Linked DNA regions of Homo sapiens: region 1 is linked to region 2. A link is a loop called in an ENCODE intact Hi-C map of the cell type or tissue named here. Cell type or tissue: OCI-LY7. All regions are shown on one strand.

The links. A loop is a pair of places that touch in the nucleus more often than their neighbours do. Peaks named below come from ENCODE experiments on the same cell type or tissue, not always from the same donor. Only the 100,000 strongest peaks of a DNase experiment are listed, where the experiment ranks them.
Region 1: it touches region 2 in a loop (4-fold over the local background); 3 of 110 quality-filtered maps call a loop at or near these places.

The regions. Positions count from the first base shown.
Region 1 is chr2:225,268,924-225,273,923 of GRCh38, forward strand. No RefSeq gene overlaps it. Among named protein-coding and RNA genes, the nearest start is that of NYAP2, 130 kb to the right of the region's middle. In OCI-LY7, a CTCF peak has its summit at 2,112 (motif pointing left); DNase peaks (open chromatin) are centred at 1,328 and 2,078; H3K4me3 peaks cover 1,180 bases; H3K27ac peaks cover 2,707 bases.
Region 2 is chr2:226,968,219-226,973,218 of GRCh38, forward strand. The region is part of intron 8 of RHBDD1 (rhomboid domain containing 1); the gene reads left to right. LOC124900533 (small nucleolar RNA SNORA48) reads right to left here and starts at 904; the gene lies at 771-904. It also overlaps a transcript of COL4A4 not described here. RefSeq lists an enhancer at 2,281-2,350. In OCI-LY7, a CTCF peak has its summit at 2,442; DNase peaks (open chromatin) are centred at 1,313, 2,343, 3,043 and 3,773; H3K4me3 peaks cover 3,073 bases; H3K27ac peaks cover 4,489 bases.

The DNA of each region.
Region 1 (5,000 bases), 1.7 Mb before region 2:
ATTTTCAGTTGATTATATTTTTTCCCTGTTAAACTTTAAGCAATCTTTACTAAAAAGTCATGAAACTTCTTATAGTACAAAAAAAATCCCAGGGACAAGTGTGGGTATACTTAATTGCTGTATATCAACATTCTCCAAATAGAGAATAATTTCCTATCATATCAAAAAATATCAAAAATAGTAAATTGATGATTAAGCTACAAATATTTTGAGAATAAAGATTTAAATCAACAGGGATAATGTAATATTCATAAACTTTTGTTGTCCACAAGGAATTAACATTTTCAAATAAAAATACTCAAAGAAAAAAAAGAAAAGCCAGAGGCCTGGTTTATCATTTTTCTTTTTTAATGAGTAGTTCTGCAAACAGATAGCTTAACCTCAGTGGGCCTCAGTTTCTCTATTTGTAAAATGAATCAGTTTGACTGAATATCTGTATGGCTCATTAAAACACAATAATTATTAAAGTTGAGAGTATCATCTTATTTACCAAGGTCCATTATATGTAGATGGATCTTTGCAAGGAAAATGTATTACTCCATTTTCATACCATGATAAAGAACTGCCGAGACTGGGTAATTTATAAAGGAAAGAGGTTTAATTGACTCACAGTTCAGCATGGCTGGGGAGGCCTCAGGAAACTTACAAGCATGGCAGAAGGCGAAGAGGAAGCAAGGCATCTTTTTCACAAGGTGGCAGCAAGAAGTGCCTAGCGAAGGGAGAAGAGGCCCTTATAAAACCATCAGATCTTGTGAGAACTCACTCACTATCACAAGAACTGCATGGGGGAACCGCCCCCATGCTTCAATTACCTCTACCTTGTCTCTCCATTAACACATGGGATTATGGGGGTTACAATTCAAGATGAGATTTGGGTGGGGACACAAAGCCTGACCATATCAGAAAATAAACACTTTGGAGTTGTACACAGACAAGAACAAATGTTGCTAGGACTTTCTATAGAAAACTAAGGGCATTCACATTTAACATCAGGTAATTGTTTTCTTTTATTATCATAAATAATGTATGTGTTATTGGGTTATAAACATCTTTAATAATTTTCCTTTCCATCTAAAAATGAATCAAATATGATCTTAACAAAAAGTACATATATTTAATTAAATCAGAACTGTATCTTGTAAGTAAATGAAGTGAAACAAAAACTGCTTTAAACAATGAAGTGGAATTATTGGATGATGACATTGAAAAAACCTAACAGCCTCAATCTAGTTAGGACTCCACATCCATTCATCTGCCATTCTGGCATTCTTCTCTGTGTTGGCTTAGTTCTCAGGCTGCTTTACCATGTAACTGTCAGACAGGTGCAAGCAGCAACTATAGCTATGGCTTCCTCATTTTCACCCATGTGGAGAGGGCATTGTTGCACCAGAAAATCAAACAAATGCCTGTGATTCCCCTTGATTGAGGGACTCCCAGTTCAGACCCTGTGAGCACAGAAAATGCCATATACCAATTTGGAAAGGACCATTATCTGGTCCAGTATCCATGGCAGTATCCATGGTAAAGATTGTACAATTAGGGTTCATCCAATGCTGCACAATGATGGATGAAAAATTCTCCAAAGAAAATTCTAGTTTCTGTTAGGAAGAGAGAAGAGAGAGTACTTTTAGATTATGCAACCAACAAATGTCAAATGTATGAGTATATATTCAAATGTATTCAATGTTTACAGTGAGAATATTACAGACACCAGTTGTTTTATGTTTTCTTATAGTATTTGGAACTCTAAATATGAAAAATGAGATCTAAGTTAAAATATTGGTGAATATTTATTGGATCTCCTAGTGGGAAATAGATTTAAGAATAAGAACAATGGACAAAATGTAAGTGAAAAGGGTGACATTTTAAAATTGTACATGAAAATATCCATAAAAATTAAAAGACAAATATAAGTTAGGAAAAATAGTTGCTAGAAAAATGATGAAGAATTAGCATCCTTCAAGATTAAAAGATTTCTTCACAACAACGAAGGCAACAATCCACCTTGTAGCAGACACTGTGGATGACTCACTTACTCTTCTTGGCTCATAATATTGGCAGGAAGCCAGTACTCACTTCTCCTTACCCCTGGTGGCCTGTGGCAGGCTGAAAGTGCTAGAGAGTTAATGCCCAATCCCCTAACAGTTCCTAGCTATAGACGGACAGGAGCTGTTGTGGAAATACCCTAGCTTTCTAGTCCATGGGTGGGATGATTTTGGATGGAAACCCTCTAAAACACAGAGCCTTTATCAGCCCCTTCTCTTCTCTGATTTCCCTTCTCTGTGATCAGGGTTTTCCAGGATTACCAACTCAACCCACTACTTTCACTCAAATACCACTGTCAGGGAAAGTTCCTATAAGAACCCAGACACTTCCACATCAATTTTTTAAGTTTTCAAAATTGCTCAAATTTTGAGATGTTTTTATCACAAAAAAAGAGCATAATTTAAGGTCATGGATTTATTAATTCACCTGATGAAACCATTCCATATAGTAAACATATACCAAAACATCACATTGTACCCTATAAATAAATACAATTTTGCCAATTAAAATTTGTAAAAAGTGAGTAAACAAACCACTACAGAATAAACATGAATATTTATTCACAGAAAACCCACAGAATAAAAGTGAAAAAAACTTCTACTTTGTAGTTATTAAACAAATAGGGAGATCCTATTTTTATTTTGTCAAGATTGTCCAAAATTAAGAGATAAAACTCAGTGTGTTATAAAGGGTATATTCAGGAAATCTTCCCATAATGTGAAGGTGATTTAGCAAAAATACTTACGAATATATTTTAAAAACATTTGTTTTTCAACTCAGTATGTCTACTTTTAATAGGTATTTGTAGATCTGTTAGAAATTATATCTAATTAATTAGAAAATACTGGCTGGGCATGGTGGTTCATGCTTGTAATCCCAGCACTTTGGGAGGCCGAGGTGGGCGGATCACCTGAGGTCAGGAGTTCAAGACTAGCCTGACCAACATGGAGAAACCCTGTCTCTACTAAAAATACAAAATTAGCTGGGCATGTTGGCGCATGCTTGTAATCTCAGCTATTTGGGAGGCTGAGGCAGGAGAATCGCTTGAACCCAGGAGGTGGAGGTTGCAGTGAGCCGAGATCGTGCCAGCCTGGGCTGGAAAAATGAATGAGAAAAACCTACATTCAAGCTCTCAGAATATTAGTTACTATAAGGGAAACTGGGAAGAGTGGAGGAGGCAAGGTTTATGAGAGAATAGACAAAAGTTTTGTGAATTCCTTTACCTTTCTCCTTCATGTATTCATCTTGACTCTGATGTTACACTGCCCTCAAGACTCTGGCTCTGATGCTCACCATTGCTTAAGTCTTGGAAGCACCTTCTCTTGGCCTGTTTCCAGATCTTCACTTGTTCTGAGCTATATATTGCATGTCTAGCATTAGTCTGGCATTGGCCTACCTGTTCTTTCCCTGGTGCCTGACTTGGATCTCATCCAGTTTTCAATGTCATTCCTCCCAACATTCAATAGTGACTCATTCCATTTTTTAGCACATTATCACCTGGACTATTGTACCATTTGATAGAATGCACTATTATGCTCTATGTTTGAATAGCATGAACTGATTTTGCTATTTTACAATTAATGCCATAAGTGATGGTGGGAAGGGATGTGTAGTGGTGACAGAAAATTAAAAGGACTTTATGCACATATTTTCCAGAATGTAAGAAGTAGATTTTCTTAAAAACACTGGATACTGGCTTCACATTTCTGCATAAATTCATTCTAAACCATGAAAATCACCCATAAATGGTAGGGGCCCAAATTGACTGTACCAGGGCAGATTGATCCTTTCCATTCATTAGCTACTATTCATTGTTGTCTGGATTCAGTGACATCATATGTACAAAAGTGTTTGCAAACTTTGGATCAAAACATCAATGGATGTTTTATTATTATGTTTTGTATGTTATAGACTCCAGCATTGTGATTCCATTTTCCAGCTAGAGACTGAACAACTTTTCAAAATGCTGAACAAAGTGCAGAATTTTCACTTATTTTTCAAATTTTTATGAATGTATTTGATATTATTGGTCTTTTGCACAAAATAAACTAATATCATTTGGTAAACATTTTTGTTTTATCTGGTAAATTAAAATACACAAAAAACCACAATTTTTCATTTTTAAAACTGGGGAATCATTAGAAATCACCAATGATATGTATAGTTAATTGAAATGCTGGGCTAAAACAATATTACTAATAAATAACTCAATGACACATGGCTAAAATGAACTCATATGCAGACTGTAATTATAAGTCATAATTAATCACATGCAGAGGTTATCTCCACTGTAAAGTAAATAAGTGTCTCACTCAGAGCTGATTTGTTAAAATACTATCTGGAAAGCCAATAAATATTCATTATACATATTAAACACAAAATTCTGCCAGTGGAAGATTACCCCTTTCAAGGTCACTTGTTTGGAAGAGCACAAAGATGAGGCAGCAAAGATACACTTATTCAGGTCTTTGTTAGCCAAGGTTTTTGACCTCTGGCAAATTCCTGACTTCGCTCTGTCCCATTTGGAAAATAGAATTTTGTATTCACTGACTCCTTTTGCTTTATAAGCATATTGTAAGCATAAAGTGCAAATAGCTCAATGAAAATAGCGGGGAAACATAAAATCTCTGTAAATATTAGGTATTCATGTTTTATGATTTCTAGCAGTTTTCAAATATTTTATTTGATGTGTAACATTAAATACTTCTCAAGTATTTTCACCCTATGAAAGCCACACAAATAAGAAGGTCCTTGATATGGTTAGGTTTTGCGTCCCCACCCAAATCTCATCTTGAATTATAGTCCCCATAATCCTGATGTGTCAAGGGAGAGACCAGGTGGAGGTAATTGAATCATGAGGGCAGTTTCTCCCACACTGTTCTCATGATAGTGAGTGAGTTCTCTTAAGATGTGATGGTTTTATAAGGGGTTCTTCCCTCTTTGCTAGGTACTTC
Region 2 (5,000 bases):
GTTTATCAGTTAAGGTTCAACCAGGAGACAAAACCAGTGGAGACATATATTAAGAGCTATTATTGCAAGGAAGTGCCTATGTGATTGTGGAGGCTGACCAGGCAAGTCCAAAATCTGTAGGGCAGGCCGTCAGGAAGGGTGAGCAGGAACTCTCAGGCACTTGGCTGAAGCTGTAGTCCACAAGCAGAATTTCTTCTTCTTCAGGGAAGTTTCAGCTCTGCTCTTAAGGCCTTTTAACCGATTGAATCAGGCTCATCCACATTATCTAAAATAATCTCCCTTAAAGTCAGCTGATTATGGACTTTAATCACATCTACCAGATGCCTTCACAGCAGCACCCTGATTAGTGTTTAATTGAATAACCTGAGATGGTGGCTTAGCCCACTTGACACACAAAAAAGAGCATCGCACTTGGAGATTGAATGTTTGCGCACTCTCTCCGAAACATGTGCCATTTGTTCTGACCCTTGAAAATGGGGAATTTTTAAGTGGGGCAGTTGGCATTCTAGAGGGGGTGACTATTAAAAATTAGCCAAAGGAAACAATAAAAGAAGCCAAGGCATGAAAGTATAATCGGTGTTTGCAGAATGGCTAGTTGTTGCTATGTGGCTTTTCCCTGAACCTCAGCTCTCAATTTCCTCATCTGAGGAGTGGGTTCAGTACTTGTCATAACTGTCCTCCAGGATGGAAGAAGATGATATTTGAGGGTGCCTTTTGGAAACAGTTAAACATTGTGAATGCTAAGGGATTTTTTTTCTTTCTTTAACCATCCATGTGTCCAAGGTATGGACCAGTCATGGACACAGGCCAAAAGCCAAGCCGGGATAAACAAGGTGTTGCTTTGTCTCTGGCTAATGTGAGATGGGCTCCACCAACCAGAAGCTACTCTTCCCATGTCAGAACACTGAGGTGTTTTATAGTCATGGTGGTGGTGGCAGTAGCATTGGTGAGAGTGTGAGGTTGGTGTGATAAAAACCGAAGGCTCGGCCGGTAACAGAGAGCCTGATTGTTGCAGACTTTGTCTAAAATTTGTGTTTTTAAGAAAAAAAAAGTGACATTCTCTTGACCTTAGTTCCTAATGGGCTAAAAGAATGAAAAACATCCCTGTATATAAGTCTGTGCCCAACTGTCACAAAGCAGCAATAGCCATTTGCTCTGGGCTAAGACAGCTCAGCCTTTTTTTTTTTTTTTTTTTTAAGGAAGTAGACCTGTTTTTGATGCTTGAGATATTAGGGGTGAAGGAGAGTCATTTATTATAAATGTGTTGAATACTTTGCCTAAATAGGGAAAGGGAGTTAAACTACATCCAAGGAAGCTGTTCCAAGTTTCTTAGGTAATGGCCATTAAGGCCAATTGACTCCGTCACCAAAGAAAGCACCAGAAAACGTGAGTCCCGTTTGACAGACTTCTTTCCTTTTCAGAACTGTGTCCTACAAACCAAACAAATCTCCCCCAATTGTTAAAGCCATATGCATTTTGAAGGAAATGTAATCCATATGTTCCTGAGTCACTTATGCCTAAGTCATTAAAAAGTTATTTTTTAAATGTGATTTCATGTTTGAAGTCATTTTAGAGTATTTTTAGTAGACTCTCATTCTTCATAATGCTAAATTTTTCTTGGTTTGTTTTCTTGTTTTATTTAAACACACTGTATATCATCTTAACACATCCTGTGGCGAGGCACAAAGGGAATCTTGAACTCAGAAGGAGGGTCTGGTGTACTGGAATAACACATTTGAGGCAGTTTCTATTTTCAGAAGTTTACAACTGTCCCCCCCCCCTTAATTTTTTATTTTATGTCCTGGGCTGCTTTTAACCTGGTCACATCGTCATCCCAGCCCTCTCCCCCCGCATTCCTTAAATGGTTGTCCATGAAGAAGAAAAGGGAAAAGAGAAAAATGACAAAGAATAAAATCACATGGCCTCCTAGGATATACTTCTGCACTGTGCTATGTGATCCTTTCTTCCCAGAATTGAATGTATTTTCCCCTTTTACCTACTATTGTTGCTAGCTGGGAGAATTAAGGTGTTTCTTAAAGTGCCAACAAAAGAGAGAAATAAAACTGAATTGAGGAGCTGTCTCCAGCTTCTCATTTTTAGGACAAACAGAAGACGGTGTCTGCTTAGAACTGAAACTAATTGAAAAATGGTTTCATTTTTTACTAAAATAAGCTTTTTTCCCCCCTTTTTAACCTTTGTCTCATGATATGAGTCTCATGATATGGACCAAGTTTTATCTGTACATGAAGCATCCTGGTTTGTGTGTGAATTTGTCCATCGTGAACATCTGTTGGCTGCCAGAGGGCACGGAAGCAGCCTTATTTTTAGGCACTGGTAGAGGTCCATTTCTCTTCTCAGGGGCTGCTCAGGCAGCAGGTGTGTAGCATCAAACATAGCGAGAGGCACTCACCACCTGGAGGAATAAAGATGTAAGGAGTTAACAATTTTACTTTTCATCTCTGCCAGCCTGTGAAATATTTTCCAATGTACTTTTTTTATTTGATTCTCAAAACTGCCTTGAGGACCATTGTTTTTGTTTGTTTTCATAAAGAAATTGAGGCTCAGGGATGCGACTTTCTTCAGTATTTCACAAGGCAATCTTGGCAGCTGGTGTGTGCCTCGGAGAGGAGGGATATCGTGCCCATCATGTGGGGACATTTGAGGACCTTCGTGGACTTTTACTTTTGAAAGCCCTGCCCCACATCATTTCAAGTGTATTAAAACATACGCAATCTCCTATCTGTCCCACAGATCCCGTGTATAATATATATCATCATATATGTGAGTTGAGTTATAAATAGTTGAGATGGTACATTTCGTAGACACTTAATTAAATGTTTACTACTTTTAATTTTATAGTTTCTGTTTCATTTTGGAACCAACTAATTATTTTGAGGTCTGGAACATTTTCATGGGCCTTTAAAAAACTCACCCTCCCTGAGTGCTGTCCCTACAGTGGCTGAAGCCGCCTCTTGCTCTCATTCACTCCTGTTTCCCTCCTCACACCTGTGGCAGAACCGAGGCAGGTGCTTACTAAATGCTTGTTGGTGAATGCCCAAGTGAGTGAGAGAAGGAATAGAAGAAGTAACAAATAAGTGAAGTACAAGTAAGTGGCAAAGTCTGGTGTCGAAGGACGTCTGAACCCTTAGCGGGCTCATTTCCTTTGCACTGTCATCACAGTGAAGCAGAACGGGCATCTTCAAGCTGTGTATCAAAGTGTGTTCCTCCCCATTTCTCATTGTTTTGTTCCAAGCCAGTTTTCTTCTCTGTTACAGCTAAGGCATGAGAAAGAATAGACTACCAGCTTATTTGACTTTTGATAAGTTCATGAAGCAGCAATAGCCACTTTCAGGTCATAATCCATTCTTTTCTCTCTGTTTAGTTGCTATAGTTTATTTTTTTGCCTTGCAAATATGGGATAAATGTGGCTACTAACATTCAAATATTCAGACAAGTTTCTTGACAAAATCAGAGAGGTGTTTTTTGCCTGTTGTTTCTTTTGGTTTGTTTTCTTTAGAATACTGGACATTTGCTCTAAGTTATCTGTCATGTAATTTGTGTGTTTTGTTGAGATATGATTTTTTTTTTAATCCAAAGGTGGATCTTTGTGGCCTTTCTTCAAAGCTCTAGAATTTGGTGGCAAGGAACTTATTGAACATGATAGAAAACTAGAGAGAAAGCAAAAGCCCACTTTTTTTTTTTTTTAATTTTACTTTCAGTTCTTGGATACATGTGCAGAACATGTAGGTTTGTTACATAGGTCACATGTGCCACGGTGGTTTGCTGCACCTGTCAGCCCGTCATCTATGTTTTAAGCCCCACGTGCATTAGGTCTTTGTCCTAATGCTTTCCATCCCCTTGCCCCCTAACTCCCAACAGGCCTTGGTGTGTGCTGTTCCACTCCCTGTATCCATGTGTTCTCATTGTTCAACTCCCACTTACGAGTGAGAACATGCGGTGTTTGGTTTTCTGTTCCTGTGTTAGTTTGCTGAGAATGATGGCTTCCAGCTTCATCCATGTCCCTGCAAAGGACATGATCTCATTCTTTTGTATGGCTGCATAGTATTCCATGGTGTATATGTGCCACATTTTCTTTATCCAGTCAATCATTGATGGAAAAAGCCCACTTCTTAAGAAAGAAACACAAAGGTGCTAAATGAGAGGAGGGAAGAGAGAGACAGGGATTACCTAAAGAGCAGAGCCATCCTCCTCTTTCTCAGCCCTGCTATGCCCCCTGGAAAAAGGGGTCTGCCCATATGAGTGGGCCTGGGAAGGCTGCTCCACCCAGTTCATCTGGACTCCCAGGGTCACTAGATGGCACCAGGGCAGACGTGGGCCACACTCAAAACCCTGCAGTGCTGCTTCATGGACGGAGCTTCTGGGTCAAGGCAGGAGCTGGAAATGGTGGAACTTGCCCTCCATCTATGAAATTTTTTGAGTCAGTCATTCAGCAAATAATGACTAGACACCTATGATAGTGACACAACAGTGAACGGCACAGACTGGTCTCTCGAGTCCAGGGGCTCTCTGCTCACACTCGGCCAAGCTCTTGCTGTTTAAGGGTGCCTTTCATGAAGTCTATTTGAAATGTTTTGGTTTCTGTCAGTTTTTGGTTGGGTTATAGGTAAGTACACAAGTTACCACATGTATTTAGAAGGCCCAATCCCTCCATTTATCAACTAAAGTTAAAGAAAGGAAGGAAGCCTGTAGCAAAAAAAAAAAAAAAACAAAAAACCATGCAGGTTCCCCCACTGCTATATGATTTTCTATATTTATGTTTTAATTTCTTGGTAGGCCTGGACTTCAAAGTAGAGATTCAGAGCCCTACCTGAGTTTGGGTTGTGCCCTGTGGCTGCCATCCTTCCTCACAGAAGTTCCTCCCTGGACTTCAGCCTCGGGGTTCTTGTTCACTTTCAGTATTTCCTTTTTGCAGTGTGTATGTGTGTGTACGGAACTATATAGTGTTGATTGTCCTTAAATGATCTTCTTCCAAACTCATC